Linked DNA regions of Mus musculus: region 1 is linked to region 2. A link is a loop called in an ENCODE intact Hi-C map of the cell type or tissue named here. Cell type or tissue: heart. All regions are shown on one strand. Links, peaks and the distances in the headings refer to the core of each region. The heading gives the core; the rest is flanking DNA.

The links. Hi-C counts contacts between places; a loop is a spot of excess contacts. Peaks named below come from ENCODE experiments on the same cell type or tissue, not always from the same donor. Only the 100,000 strongest peaks of a DNase experiment are listed, where the experiment ranks them.
Region 1: it touches region 2 in a loop (2.0-fold over the local background); 1 of 42 quality-filtered maps calls a loop at or near these places.

What each region holds. Positions count from the first base shown.
Region 1 is chr7:12,976,448-12,979,352 of GRCm38, forward strand. Zfp446 (zinc finger protein 446) reads left to right here and starts at 1,401. Exons shown (of 6, transcript NM_175558.4): 1 at 1,401-1,665; 2 at 2,551-2,905. The coding sequence starts at 1,405. In heart, for the core only: no CTCF peak of the experiment used is centred there; DNase peaks (open chromatin) are centred at 1,404 and 1,724; H3K4me3 peaks cover 2,165 bases; H3K27ac peaks cover 2,036 bases.
Region 2 is chr7:12,802,283-12,805,187 of GRCm38, forward strand. Zfp329 (zinc finger protein 329) reads right to left here. Exons shown (of 2, transcript NM_026046.3): 2 at 1,496-2,905. It also overlaps a transcript of Zscan18 not described here. Among named protein-coding and RNA genes, the nearest start is that of Zfp329, 15 kb to the right of the region's middle. In heart, for the core only: no CTCF peak of the experiment used is centred there; a DNase peak (open chromatin) is centred at 1,359; H3K4me3 peaks cover 1,587 bases; H3K27ac peaks cover 1,357 bases.

The DNA of each region.
Region 1 (2,905 bases), core at 252-2,751, 170 kb after region 2:
AACACCCCAGTACCATAGACCTAGCTATCTGTTATAAATTTTATTTTGTTACCCTAAGAGCTAGGTCAGTAGGTCACCACAGGCCCTCTACTTTAAGACAGCTGAGAGGCTAACCTGGGGGAACTTAGATCCTGCCTCAAAAGATAAAATGTTTCATGGTTACATTGGCCAACCTAATATAACCATTATAATTAAGGACTGAGTTGGGGCTAGCTCAATGATAGTTTACCTATTAAATATGTGGTCTTAGATTTAATGGCCTGAACAAGGGAGAAATAAAGATGGTAATGGTCATGTCAAGCCCAGGGGTAAGATGTATACCATCACAAGACTCAACCAGGTCTATCCTGTGGCACATAGAAGGCTTAGAAACCAGCCTAGCAGGGAGGTGAGCACTAGAACAAAGGTGTTTCCAAGAGAGCTTTCTGGGAACCCCCTTAGGCCCCCTTAGCGCTTCTCCTCAATAGGTAGGTGGTGAGAGTTGTGTCCAGAGAATCTGTAAAAGACAAATTCTACCGACAGAACTGCTCAGGAGTTTTGGATGTAGAGAACCGCTGCTCTCTACAGTAGCTGCCAAGGAGAAGGTTCCTGGGTAGCAGAAGAAACCCAAGTAGGCAGATCGAGTTCAGGATTGAATGGTTTATATCACAGTCCAGCCACTTGATATGTGGAAATAAAACTAAGCCCATCTGCAATTAAGCTAAAAAGCCTCTAACTGTCGGATATGGGGGCCCATGCCTTTAATCTCAGCGAATGGGAGAAAGACTGGCAGAACTATTGAGTGAGCTCCAGGCTAGCTAGTAGGGTCTACAGAGTGAGTTCCAGGACAGCCAAGGACTTTTATTCTTTAAAGGCCCCATTCCCCCACAAACAAACAAAATGCCATCAACTGCCCATTGGGAGAAAAAAAATAAATATAAGTCATCTTGTCTAACTACATCCTCCTAAGTAAGGGTTGAGTATACCTCGTAATTTTAATCAGAAACCTCCGTCCTTATTTTCAGTAATGTTATCTGAAGACTATTAGTGAGGGTTGGTAATTACATGGTTACCTCCTCTGAGCACTTGTTCACCTGTAGGCCTACTGTCTCCACAATATCCAGGGAGCTTAACGGAGATCCGATGGAGGCCATACTGAGTTTTTCTCGCCCACCACCGCCTTTCACCTGGATTCCCAACGGGATTGTCTAGAACAGTCTGGACTCAAGAGGCCAAGGAGCCTCCACCTAGGCCTTCTCCGAGGCAGGGGGACCCTTACAGCTTAACTCAGAGAACAGCAAGAGGCCCTAAGTTGTGCGCTAGCTGTTACCTAGGAGACACAAGGAGCGAGAGTCCTTCCGGGAGCGCTAGCTCTGATTGGTCAGGATGCCTCTCTGGCCAATAGAAACCAGGTCCGTTGCGCACATGCGTAAGGAGGCTAACCCACAGTCGGCTCCGTCCTACGTGAGTCCTACGGCTGCGGTTGCAAGAGAAGAACGGCTGCCAAGTCAGGAGTGGGAACCCCCCCCGGAACTCTGCAGCAACGCGACCCCAAGGAGAGGAGCGAAGAGTCTCGCGCGTGAGAGGCCTTGGAAGCGTGCTGTCGTTCTTGCTGAGGCTCACGGGAGACGTAGTCCGAGCGAAGGGGGCCGATCCGGCGGAGCAGATGCAGGATTGGCCGGGCTGGTAGGGCAACGCGCGAGGCGGGGCGTTCTCTGAGTGGCAGTGGGACGTGCTCGGTGTCACTTCCTGGAAGTGCCCCAACCTCCTGGGGCTCTCCCACGCGTCAGAGGTGAGCTCACTCCTAGCTGGGCGGGCGCAGCTTCATAATCCGGCTCCTCGGATCACCGAGAGCACCTCCCAGCCGTCGGACCCACCCCTTTCCTGTGTCAGAGCCTGACACCCCAACTCTTGAGTTTCTCCAGAGCAGGACGGATGTCCCAAGAGAGCCGATTTAAAACCAGAATCTTAAGAGCTGGGACACAGGTTCCAGTTTACAACTCCACACAAAACGGGGCTGTTTGATTTTGGCTTTTGTTTCAGGGTTTCACATGCGTAGTAAGCTGAGGCAGTATGAGGCATCCACAATTCAGCTGCGATCAGCGAGCTGTGCCTCCCAACCCATAATAAGCTCCTGAGAATGCACCCAGGCTTTCAGCTCTGCCCCAGGTCTTGTACCTGTGTCTCAGAGCCAACTCTTCAGCTAGCACAGTGGTCTGCCTCCTGTCTGAAGCCTCAGGGCTCCAGGTCACCCAGGATGATGGTCCCACCCCCCTTCCCTCCGTGTCCTGCTTGACCCTTTGTCTACTGGATGAGCCACTTTCATCTCCCAGGAGCCCTGTGTTGTACCCAAATGTTTGAGCCCGTCATTTGCAGTTTTCTAGAAGGTCCCTGGACATTCCACCCAGTCATTTATCTTCAAAACAAAATACAGCTGCTCAACTGCTGTGGGGCTGCACCTCCCATGACCTTCTTTGAAGTTCTCCTGGCCTCAGGGTTCTCTTTTCCGGCTTCTAGGAGGGGTCTGGTGTGTGTCTTCTGACCTTAGATGACATTCTTCCTTTTCTGTAGGTCCCTCTGTCACCTCCAAAAAGACCCTTCAAAACAAGAATGCCATCTCCTCGGGGTACCCCACACCTATCCCTCAGAGACTCCAGGACCACCCTTGAGGAGCCTGAGGCTGCACGACTCCGTTTCCGGGGTTTCTGCTATGAGGAGGTTGAGGGACCCCGAGAGGCACTGGCCCAGCTTCGAGAGTTGTGTCACCAGTGGCTACAGCCTGAGTCATCCTCCAAAGAACACATAATAGAGTTGCTGATTTTGGAACAGTTCCTGGGTGTGTTGCCCCCTGAGATCCAGGCCTGGGTTCGAGGGCAGCGACCAGGAAGCCCCGAGGAGGCCGCAGTTCTTGTTGAGGGGCTGCAGC
Region 2 (2,905 bases), core at 186-2,685:
AAGAGAAAGCTCTACAGTGGCCTGGAGACGCTGGGACAAAATGCTGGATGCACTGCACACCCACTCTGTGATCTTGCAGTCACAGAGACAGCCTTTTGTCATTCACTCAGCAAAAGTTTACTGAACTCTTAACTGTGTGCCTGGCTCTCTTCTAGGCAACGATGTTTAAGCATGGGACCTGATTTTGCACTGTAATGGAAGAGAAGTCGAAGAACAAAACATACCACTCTTACCATCAAATACTCGATCTACAAACTTAGGGTCAGATCTGTATTTGTTTTCTGGGTTAGAGATACCTGTTCCATTCTCTTGCCGCTACTTATAAAGCCAAGCAAAACTCAAAGAACGCACTGCCCAGGGTGGCAGACTTGTGCTCTGACTTCTGCTTTGATGTAGGTTCCTGGGCCCATACCCAAGCTTGTGAGGACTCTAGCGATTGCGGAGCTGAAGTTATCGTGGTTTAAATTGGTCATGATTTTGACAAGTTCCCCTGCTGTCTTGTGAGAACACAAGCGAGGAGGTGGTTGGATTCTGGGAATTTCTTAGAGGTAAAGGAAAGTATTTTGAAAACACAATGGGGAAAGTGTGTGACTAATAGAAAAAGAAAAAGCAAAACAAAACATCGAGGTGAATGCTGAGGAATTGAGAGAAAGAAGTCAGTTACAGAGAATACACTAGATGCTGAACTAAGAACTCACTTAAGTCAGGGATGTCTGACCTCGGAAAGGAGTGGATATCAGGGGCCTGTGGGTAAAGACAACCCAGTCCATGCCTGTATTGGCAGGTAGGGAAAGGCAACACTCAGCAGGGAGAGAAGGAAGACCTCTAGGAAGAGAAACAAAACACACACAGGTGCTGGGAGGGAACGCTGTCTATATGAGGAAAGGGATGGAGGGAAAGCAGAAAAAGGTCTGGTGGGCAGAAAGGCACAGAGAAGAAAGCTTGGGAGTGGACACAGAACACAGTAGGGATTCCAGTCCCTAATCCTGAGACCCAGAGGAGGAAGGGAGGGGGAGGAGCTGCGTCTGCGAGTGCACTTGGAGGGAAAGCAGCAAGATGCACACAGGCGGAGGAGTGCGAACCTCAGGGAGTCTGACCCAGAGTAAGAAGGAACCATTCTCCGCGTCCTGCGGGCCGAGGACGCACGTGACATTACGCACAACAAAAGGCCGCCAGCCCACGCTCAGCGCTAGATCCCAAGATGCCCAGACACGCAGGTCTAGGGCTCTGCTTCGCCTCTGCGGAAGGGGGAGGGGGGCGGACAACAAAGGACGAAGACACCACCTAAGAACCAGGGAGTCGCCCACTCACCTCCTTGGGCTCAACTCCCACGTGGGACGCTAGAGGTCTGCGCGTGCTCGCCCCAGGCTCCCGGATGAGGTGTTCCTGAGCTGCCTGACGTCACTAAAAGCTGAGTGAGGCTATCCCGGATAACCAGATCCAAGGCCGCAAGAGCGGACGCTTCCTTTTCCGTTGCTGTCTCGAGCTCTGCAGCTTTTAGTCCCGGCAAACTGCTGAGGCTTAATGAAAGGAAAACCTCGAGCCACCTGTCCCAGACTGCGCGAACCTCCTACGAGAGGTCATCCTTTTGCAATAGTACCTACCTACCCCTGTCTCCCCACCCTCCTTATGCGGGATGTGACCCAGGGCGCCCAGCGAGTCCAGCGCCCTTCCATTTGTTATCCCTAGGTAATCCCTAGGGATTGCCTTTCCTCAGCAATTAAAGAATTTAAAAGCAGGAAAAATCTCTAAGGTGACAGCAGCAAGGAAACTGAAACGTAGCACGCAGGAGCAGACAGAAATCAGCCCATTCAGAAGAGATTTTACTAGGGGGTAAGGAAGAACACAGAAAAGACGCTCTGTAAAGCAACCCAGCTTCCTCTCCGAGACAGTTTTTTCATCTTTTGACTCTTAAGTTTGGAGAGTTCGGTTTGAAGACAGGACAGGTGACTACAAAATGCAGTTGCTTATCAACTAGTTACCTGTCAACACCTGTACTATTCATCCAGCTACAGTATCCTGGGATTTCTATAACATGTAATGAATTTGGACACTGCCATGAATTTATTGGCTATTTGAATTTCCTCTTTCAAAACGGCACAGAACCAAAGCGTTTTCGCACATTTTCAATGAGGTTTTTTTTATTTTTTTAATCTTTGAGATGCTGGATCCTTAACATATTTAACTATGAGCTACAATGGTCTCTTTTTTTTATTGTCATTTCACTTATATGGACTTTCTGATGCATATGAATTCTTAAATTTACTATAACCTTTCTCTGATACCCATTTCACTTTAAAATGTTTGCCTATCCAAGATGACAAAAAAAAAAAAAGTTTGATATTCTCAACTAGAAGCTTCAAGCCGCCTTTCCATTTAAATAGTTTGTCTATCAAACTATAGCCCCTGGATAAATGCTACTCCGAATCTTGTGGTTTTGGACAAAGAGTATTTTATTATAGTTTTGTCTTTTGGTTGTTTGGGGTTTTTTTGTTTTGTTTTGTTTTGTTTTTTGTTTTTGTGGTTTTTGCAACTGAGTTTATGTAGTCCATGCTGATTGGAACTTGTGGCAATCATCCTGTTACTGCCTCTAAGCGCTGAGATTTACAAGTAAGCACCACCAGTCTGGCTTACTTTAAAAAATGAAACTGAATCTTCTGTAATTTTCACTGTGAAATACAATTTTTAAAAAATCAGAGTCCATATGTAAAACTTTATTGGACACATCCACACACATTTGCCTACAAATCATCTATAGCTCCTTCCACATTACAGTCATCGGTGGCTGAGTAGTTGCAGCGGAAATGATATTGAACACAGTTTAAAATACAACTTTTCCCTTGCAGAAAAAAAAAATGCTGATCTGTGGGATAAGGTATAGATTTTAACTATATAAATTATTTTC